Regions from separate parts of the Homo sapiens genome. Here region 2 is linked to region 1. Evidence: chromatin loops called from intact Hi-C (ENCODE). Cell type or tissue: mammary epithelial cell. All regions are shown on one strand. Links, peaks and the distances in the headings refer to the core of each region. The heading gives the core; the rest is flanking DNA. Region 1 overlaps NEK10 (NIMA related kinase 10). Region 2 overlaps NEK10 (NIMA related kinase 10).

Region 1 (4,401 bases), core at 124-4,123:
TCAGCCACCATGTCAGTAGGGAACAGCAGAGCAAGCCTGGGAAGGTCACAGGAGTTGAAGGGGCTGCAGGAGGTCCGTGAAATGGGAAGTCAATATGTGCCCGATGTCTGAGGAGGAGGTGTTTGACTATAATTAATGTTTGGATTAGGAGGATTTGGCAGGAGGAAGAAGTTTTGACTCTAACCTTTATGCTAATGAGCCTGCTCCCTACTTCGCGGAGAAGCTGGGAGCTATGGAAGAGAACTTCCACAAGCTCCTGCTTCCATGTCTTTCCCCTTACCCATACCTGTGTTCCTGTAACCGACCTTTTCTCATGCGACTCTGCTTCCATGGTCCTGGTGAAGGCCACCCCTCCTCCTGTCTGTCCATTTCCTCAAGGGCATCACTCCAGCAATTCTCTGTCATGTATCAATTTCTACACCTCCATTAGTTTGCTTCTACCAATTTACTAGCATTCTGTCATTTTTCCCATTAGAAAAATAATCCATGAAAAAGAGGACTTGGTACATAGCAAGTGCTCAGAAAATGCTTGTTCAATGAATAAATGAATGAATGAATAAATGAATGAAAGCACTTAAGGGAGTAAGGCTTTTGTAATAATTTAGGGGTGGGCTGATTTGGACTTGTTGGCAATGAGAATAAAAAGAAATGGGAGGTAGGATATACACTTTGAAGAAAGAATTAAAAATCCTTGGTTAGTTATTCTATACATATGTAATACAGGAGGGGAAATAACCTGTAATTTTAGGATTGTGTGTTTGATAATAAGATTATTTTGTGGTATAACTGATAAGGATATAGTTGATAGAAGTGGTTTGTTTTCCTCCTTCAAGTATTTTTATTTCCATTTTTTCATATATCTTTTTTTCTAAGAATAAAAATCTTATCATCTTAATATTAGATATGTGCATTGGCCAGGGAATGTTTTCTTTTAAGATTTATAACTAATGGTAAATTATTAATGTTGAGCCTGAGACGAATTTGCCTCTGTTCACTATGAGTTGTAATTACTCTTTGGAGTCAACTGAGGGCTAGAAAGAGGTGACCCAGAGTTAAAAAGCATTTAGCCCACTTTGCCCAGGGCATCTGAAAGCGTTACTGTGACCTCTGCAGCAGCCGTTAGGTCCACTCAAGAAATAGCTAGTGCACTATGGACTACCTAGACATGGAATATACTTTGCCAGAATTCCCTCAATAAGTAGATTATTCCCACCTTCCTCTTTCTCTTTCAGTCTTTCTTTCTTTCTTTCTTTTTTTTAAAAACTGTGGCCAGGCACGGTGGCTCACGCCTGTAATCCTAGCACTTTGGGAGGCCGAGGCAGGCAGGTCACAAGGTCAGGAGATCTAGACCATCCTGGCTAACACGGTGAAACCCTGTCTCTACTAAAAATACAAAAAAAAGAAAAAAAAAAAATAGCCGGGCGTAGTGGCGGGCGCCTGTAGTCCTAGCTACTCCGGAGGCTGAGGCAGGAGAATGATGTGAACCCAGGAGGCAGAGCTTGCAGTGAGCCAAGATCATGCCACTGCACTCCAGCCTGGGCAACAGAGCGAGACTCCGTCTCAAAAAAAAAAATATTGTAACCGTATTTTATTTGGTTTGGGACATTTCTTCAAGTAGACATACAGTGTACATTTGTCATATTTTCTGGCTGGTCAGTTAATCTTATGAACTCATTTCCTATATCTGGGGGGGACTTCCTACCTTATGAATATCTTTTCCTTAAGCAAGTCAACAGAAAAATGTGTAATCTTAGCCTCCTTGCAGCTGAAACACAACCATGTGACTTAGACTCCATCAATCAGATTACGTCAGCAAGACTTGGATTTGCAAGTGAGAAATGGGAGAAAGTATGTATTGGCTAGAGTCCAGTTTGGGCCAGGGGAAAGGGTGGTGTTGGAAGATGGCAGGATTGGGTCTACTTTCCACTGTCAGTGGTACAAGTTGTGCCTGACCCAATACAATGTTGGCTAAAGCTTTGTCCCTCCCCGTATGGCCTTCAAGCCTGACTGCTGGGTACTCCAGGGACTTTGTAAGCTTCCTAACAGCCTTTAATAAGTGTTTTCCTGTGTAAATGAACTTTAATGCTTCTATAGCACAAGGTACAGTGGTAATGGTTTTTAATGTAGCACAATAAGGATTAAAGAAAAGAGGGGACATTATGTGCACATTCTCCAGTTTCTTCTTCCTGTAACAAAGTGGGTGTGATGGTTAATACTGAGTGTCAACTTGATTGGATTGAAGGATACAAAGTATTGATCCTGGTTGTGTCTGTGAGGATGTTGCCAAAGGAGATTAACATTTGAGTCAGTGGGCTGGGAAAGGTAGACCCACCCTTAATCTTGGTGGGCACCATCTAATCAGCTGCCAGCATGGCCAGAATATAAGCAGGCAGAAAAGTGTGGAAAGAGAGACTGGCCTAACCTCCCAGCCTTCATCTTTCTCCCATGCTGGATGCTTCCTGCCCTTGAACACTGGACTCCAAGTTCTTTAGTTTTGGAACTCCGACTGACTCTCCTTGCTCCTCAGCCTGCAGACTGCCTATTGTGGGACCTTGCAATTGTGTAAGTTAACACTTAATAAACTCCCCTTTATATACATATCGATTCCATTATCTCTGTCCTTCTAGAGAACCTGGACTAACACAGTGGGAGAAGAATGCAAAAATAGCTCTGGATCTTCATGTAGTTATAATTAATAGTAACAAGTGACATTTTGTGAGCACTAACTATTTCAAGTTACTGTGCTTTTCAGATATTGTCTAATATAATACTTTTGGTGGTCCTATGAGAAGAGCCATCATTATCTCTATTTTTAGAAGAGAAAAAATGATGTTTAAGCAACTTGCTATCTTAGCCCGGGTTCCATAGAAAACGGAGCTTACATGTGAGCTTTTTATTGGAGAGGAGAGGTAGTAATCCCAGGGTAGTGAGAGTAAGGAAAAAAACAAGAAACAAAGAAGGGAAGGAAGGACAGCAAATACAATGTACTGTTACTGAGCTTGTCACAGCTTTATTAAGAAGCAGCATTTACTTGGTCATGGGAGATGTCTCTGGACAGATCTTATGGGACTTCTGTGCATTAGAAGAGTCGATTGTGGGAGGGAAGGAAGAATAATTCATTTCCTGTCTCTCATTGATGAAAGTTTGCCCATAGGCCTTATTTAACCTCCAGATTCTTTTGGTTACTCAACCCCACTGGAAGTGTTGTGGGGGCGGGAGTATGCAGCCAGCACCTCTTGTAGAGCAGTTGGCAGGGGCCTGGGTACAGAAGCTGCTACAGCTCTCACCAGACTGCCATGAGGGAACTCATGCTGGAAGCCAGCCCTCACCCTAAGAAGCCAGACAGCTGAAAGTGTTAAGAAATGGGACTGTCCATTGAACAGGCTACCAAAAGCCGGGGAGGCAGTTGGGACAGGACAGATCTGGGAAGGGAAATACTTGACAAGAGACATCACTCTTGTCTCTGCCTCACCTGGCATTCTCTGTGTGTCTATGCCTGTGTGTCTGTTTTCTCAGTACAGTAGTCATATTGGATTAGGGCCCACCCTTATGCAGTATGACCTCATCTTAACTTGATTACCTCTGCAAAGATCCTCTTTCCAAACAAGATCACATTCACAGGTACTGTGAGTTAGGACTTCAACATATCTTTTCAGGGGACACAATCCAACCCACAAAACTTCCTGATGATTAGAGAAGACATGGATAGAATTTGCAGAGAAAAGGAAGTGATTAATTTAGTTTTGAGTATGTTGAGTTTGAATTGCTTTTGAGATGGTAAGACTGTTATGTCCAATAAGCAACCCAAATATGTTTCTGGAGCCTCAGGGGAGTGTTTCTGGCTGGTAAGGAGACATAGGGTCATCAGCATCTGTGTGAAACTTGCTGTGAAATAGACAAGTGATGAATAAAACCTTGAGGAGCCACAATGCTTAAGAGGCAAACACAGAGACAGGAAGGTTGGGGTGACTTACAAGGAGTAGGCAGACAGGAAGTTCAAAAGAAAAAAAACTAGAAGAAAGTAGTGTCAGACACGATGTGAGAAAGTTCCCAAGGAGGAACGCAATGCTTTTCTAAGCTCAGTAGTATTACAGAGCAGCCAGGTATTGAGAATTGTTTTTATATGGTGATTTCATATGCGTCCATGTAAAGGATGGAAGAGTATCCCTTGGATGTGCAGATGGACAATGGTTATCCAGAGAGGTTTCAGGGGAGTGGTAAGGGCTGGGGTACAGGGGGATCATGACAAGCAATGGTAGGTAGAACTGTGGCAACAGCCAATAGAGGAAAACTGTGCTATGATGAAATATGAGAACAGGAGGTGTGGTTAGAAATCAGGAGACTTGACGATCCTTGTTTCCAGACAGGAAAGAGCCGTTGATGGAGGAAGAGGATAAAGAT
Region 2 (4,401 bases), core at 210-4,209, 58 kb after region 1:
CAAGGAAAACTTATCAACAGGGTGTATGATCTATCAGAAAGATATTCGATAAAACCCTGTAAGACCTCATGACGTTCTTTAGTGGGCCAAAGTGCAGAGGAGTCATGGTCAGAAGTAATGGGGAGGGCAGGGGAAAGAAAAGTACTCCAAAATGCCAAAGAGAACCACAGTGGGTGTTTGTGGGGACTGGAGATCTGAGTTAGAAGATATTCCAAAGGATCTTTAGGGCTTGCTAGTACCCAACATTCCTCATTCCTCACTTACTGACTTTCTATTGCTAACAAAGCAAGTATTTTAGTTCAAAAGTAAATTATGATATATGATGTACTCCCAATTAAGTGAGTTTTATGTTAAAATGACAATTTCCAATCAGATGAATGTAGGTATCTTGGCCCTGTCAAAAATAATTCTACTATTTTTTTAAAGGATCCATGGAAAATTGTCTTATTTGCACAAATCCGGTTGATGTCCACCCCTTCAAAACCAAACAAAAACCCCATATGGTCTATATCTTTTAGAGCTTGAGATGGCTTTTAAAAAGCTAGTCATTAACTAAATACTTTATAACAAATTGGATAAGCTAGAATCAGCAGAAAGGCAAGGTTTAATCTGAAGATCATTGAAACAGGGGTATAGAACAAGCTTTAACTTGGGGTTATGACCAAGTCAACAGATGGATATGGAAAGTGGCCCATACATTGAAGTTGATGTTTTGGAAAGTATGTTCCAAGGTGAACAGGACCTGACCTAAAGCAACATTTGTAAAATTGTGCCATGAAATGTGGTAATACAGCGTGACATGCCACCAGGGAACACAGGTTTGTTTAAGACAAGCTGTCTTCCTTCAGGGAGCTCACAGCAAAATGGGAAGACAAGGGCCGACTTCAGAAGAAAATAAATGATAAAAGACAGCCTTTGATTTATGCCAAATAAGAGGAGAGAAAATTAATAACTTTTGACTCCCTCCCAGGTAATCCCTGGGGCTTCTCTGAATTAAAAGGAGACAATCCCAAAATGTATTTATAATTCTTTAAAGAACGTTAAATAGAGCTAAAGTTATTTGCAGTCTAATTTGTTTAGGATTTTCCTGGGTTTCTTTGTTTATTAATGTGAAATGTGAACCCATCCTGCAAAATATTTAGAAGCTAAATAAGAAGTTTGAATATAAAAGAAGATAGCAAAGCTACATAATAGAATAAAAATAAATTGAAAATCAAGCCTGTAGAGGGTTTTCTTTTTCTTTTTTTTTTTTCCTATTCTGTGCCATGTATAAAATGGTATAACAATTTCAAGGAGACCCTAGGCAGCTCTCCCACTTGGGGACCCTTACTGACTCTTTAAAAAGGCCCAATGAGAGAAGTCACAGGGAAGTACATACCTGTTCTGACCACAGCCTCCAAAATATAGAAGTCAGACGTGGCCCTGGCTAAATATTAATAGTACCAAGAGAAAGCTTAAGCATAAACTCATAACTTTGGTCAGATATCAGATATCAGGAGCCAGATTTAAACCAATTGCTTGCGGAAAAACTAACGTAACTCCCTAATAACTTAGGATATGCTTTTGGGCAAATGAGCCAGACAAATGGATACAACATGAGCAAATGGAACTAGGAGGGATAGCCCCTGCCTGCTCAGAAAAGTTTTGAAGTCTCAAGGCTGGAGAATAATATTAGAACTGGAAGGCACCTCGGAATCCAAGCCATCATCAGTTGATAAAACTTTTTTTAAGGAATATAGTTAATGGCAAGATCAAGAGAGGAATAAGCCCCAATTTCTTTGAAATTTCCAACTTTAATCATTTTCAAACTTGATATGAAATCTTTTATATCTATTACTATTTGCTAGGAAGGCATTAAGAATGGGCTTGACTTTTACCAGTTTTTATGCGAGTTTCATAGGCTGACCTAGTATATACACATTGAGGATTCTAATCCAGCAAGTCATAGCATGTTATTTCAACTTATAAATAAAATACTCTGTATAGTGGAACTTGATAATGCTCACTGGGGCTTCAGCCTCTTTGTCACATATTCTCAGGTCCTAGTAAAATTTAGTCATTGTTTTACGACCATCTTAAGAACCTTCATTCATTTGTTTAATTGATGGATATTTATTACTGTGTGCCAGGCCTGCGCCAAACTATGCCTAATTCATCTTTGCATTCTCCAGGGCACAGTGTATTGCACATAGGTACCAACCTACAGATACTTGTTAATTAATAGATGAATGACTGTGACTGTTATCTCAGTGTAAATTCTTTATCTCATTACCAAGGACTGAAATCTTGCCTACTGACAGCCTTTGCCATAGCCACAGCTTAAGGCACATTTTTTTTTTTTTAAAGGATCCTGTTGCTCCGGCAACCAGATTTCTCCACGTCTGCTTGCCTTCTGTCACCAAGGCAACAGGGTATAGTTGGCAGGCTGGTTTGAGACACTGGATGTTTGTGGTATCAGAGATGCCTGTGGTTCACAACTTTTTTGATTCATCAGTGTATGCATAATTGTATTTGGCAGTGTGCTCCTAAGTCTAAATCTTTTTTTTTTTGAGACAGAATTTTGCTCTTTCACCCAGGCTGGAGTGCAGTGGTGCCATCTCAGCTCACTGCAACCTCGGCCTGCTGGGTTCCAGCGGTTCTCCTGCCCCAGCCTCCCTAGTAGCTGGGATTATAGGCTCCTGCCACCACACCCAGCTAATTTTTGTATTTTTAGTAGAGATGGGGTTTCACCATGTTGACCAGGCTGGTCTCGAACTCTTGACTTCAGGTGATCCACCCCCCTGGGCCTCCCAAAGTGGTAGGATTGCAGGCATAAGCCACCGTGCCAGGCCTTTCTAAGTCTTTATATGTGAAGATGATTGTGGATGTTTGTGACAATTCAGCTTCATATTTGTGACTGGAAAGACCTCGTGTATTTTCAGGACCTGTGGATCTTGCCTCTTAAAAGCGGAAGTCTTGCTTATTTTTACTTATAGCTCTTCTCCCTCCATCTTTTTCATAATCTGTATCTGGTTTTACTTTGGTTGAATAAATACTGCATGATTACTCCTTGCTAGAATCAACCTGGCCCATCTGCTAATGTCTCACTCCAACAGCCTTAAAACAAACAAACAAACAAACAAACAAAAAAACACATAGTAAGACCACTTTGTTTCTTTTCTGTAATAGTTCTATACTTTCCTGGTTTATTGCTCATTTGTTTCTAGCTGTTATTGGAGTAGGAGGGGATAGCCACAGGAGCATTATACTACTTTGTTGTCATGATACCAACTCTATTAACATTATAGATAAATAGGAGAGCTCAAAGCTACATAATGTTGCTTATTCACACAGGACATATTTATGAATGTCACTGCCTGAAAGAGAGCTTCAGCTATAAAATGCTCATTAGCTCACATGGTGTGGCTGCAGTAGTTTCGGAAGGCATTACCTTACTATTGTAAGCCAAACCTCTCATTTCATAAGGTTTAATTATTTTTATCAATATCAAATAGCATTGATACTTTTCACAATTGAATTAAATGATGGAATACACTTATAATGTATTTGAAAATGTTTTCTTTGTTCAGATACATATTTCAAGGAATTCTTATGAGAGATGATATTCTAGGGCTTCATCTTCTTCTTGGCCAGGACTCTGCTGGCAAAATTATTATCCAAATAATTCACCGTGCTCTTGACTTAATTCAGCGAAAAGTCTATTTAAAAAATTACGATGCTAATTCCTAGATTATTCACTTTATCTGTTAGTGTTTTGGGGTGGAAATTGTAGGCTAACACTCATTTTCAGCACTTCAGTTTCTCTTTTGCCTTATTAATTCCAGATGAGGTCACACTAGGTCTGAAGAGAGCTGGAAGGGATGGCCTTTTAGAATTCTTTCAGCCTTCTATTTTTCTGAAATTCTTCCATTGGCCTGAAGTGCTGTTGGTCAATGCCCATTTCAAAATTTTCAGAGAACACAAACAGTAATATGTTAAGCCTCTTCACCAGAAACTATTTCTGGAATGTTCTCTGTGTGAAACCACTTTGGTATATTTTCCAGCTTGTGATACGATGGGAACACCACCCTCTGTAGCCGTAATGCTCTATTGGGCATAAACATTCAATGTGGTTCAATCTAGAGGCAGACTTCCCCCAGGCTCTGCATAATTTCAACCATTTGTCCATCTGTGAACCCAACAATTGCATAGTTAAAAGCTGTCACTTCTGGTGACAATGAGTCTGTTCTATTTTGAAATTTCAGATGACTATATTTTCTTGCGGTTAGTGATATAATTTCCAGAGAAATTGACATTTTATTTTCTGCTATCTCTATGCAATCTTGTAAATTCTAAGACTGTGGAAACTATTTATTTTCACCATCCCATCTCCAGTGTCTAGCATGGTGGCTACACATCGTG

The links. Peaks named below come from ENCODE experiments on the same cell type or tissue, not always from the same donor. Only the 100,000 strongest peaks of a DNase experiment are listed, where the experiment ranks them.
Region 2: it touches region 1 in a loop (1.8-fold over the local background); 1 of 110 quality-filtered maps calls a loop at or near these places.

What each region holds. Positions count from the first base shown.
Region 1 is chr3:27,223,211-27,227,611 of GRCh38, reverse strand. The region is part of intron 23 of NEK10 (NIMA related kinase 10); the gene reads left to right. Among named protein-coding and RNA genes, the nearest start is that of NEK10, 140 kb to the left of the region's middle. In mammary epithelial cell, for the core only: no CTCF peak of the experiment used is centred there; no DNase peak of the experiment used is centred there.
Region 2 is chr3:27,165,108-27,169,508 of GRCh38, reverse strand. All of the region lies in intron 29 of NEK10 (NIMA related kinase 10), which reads left to right. Among named protein-coding and RNA genes, the nearest start is that of NEK10, 200 kb to the left of the region's middle. In mammary epithelial cell, for the core only: no CTCF peak of the experiment used is centred there; a DNase peak (open chromatin) is centred at 2,448.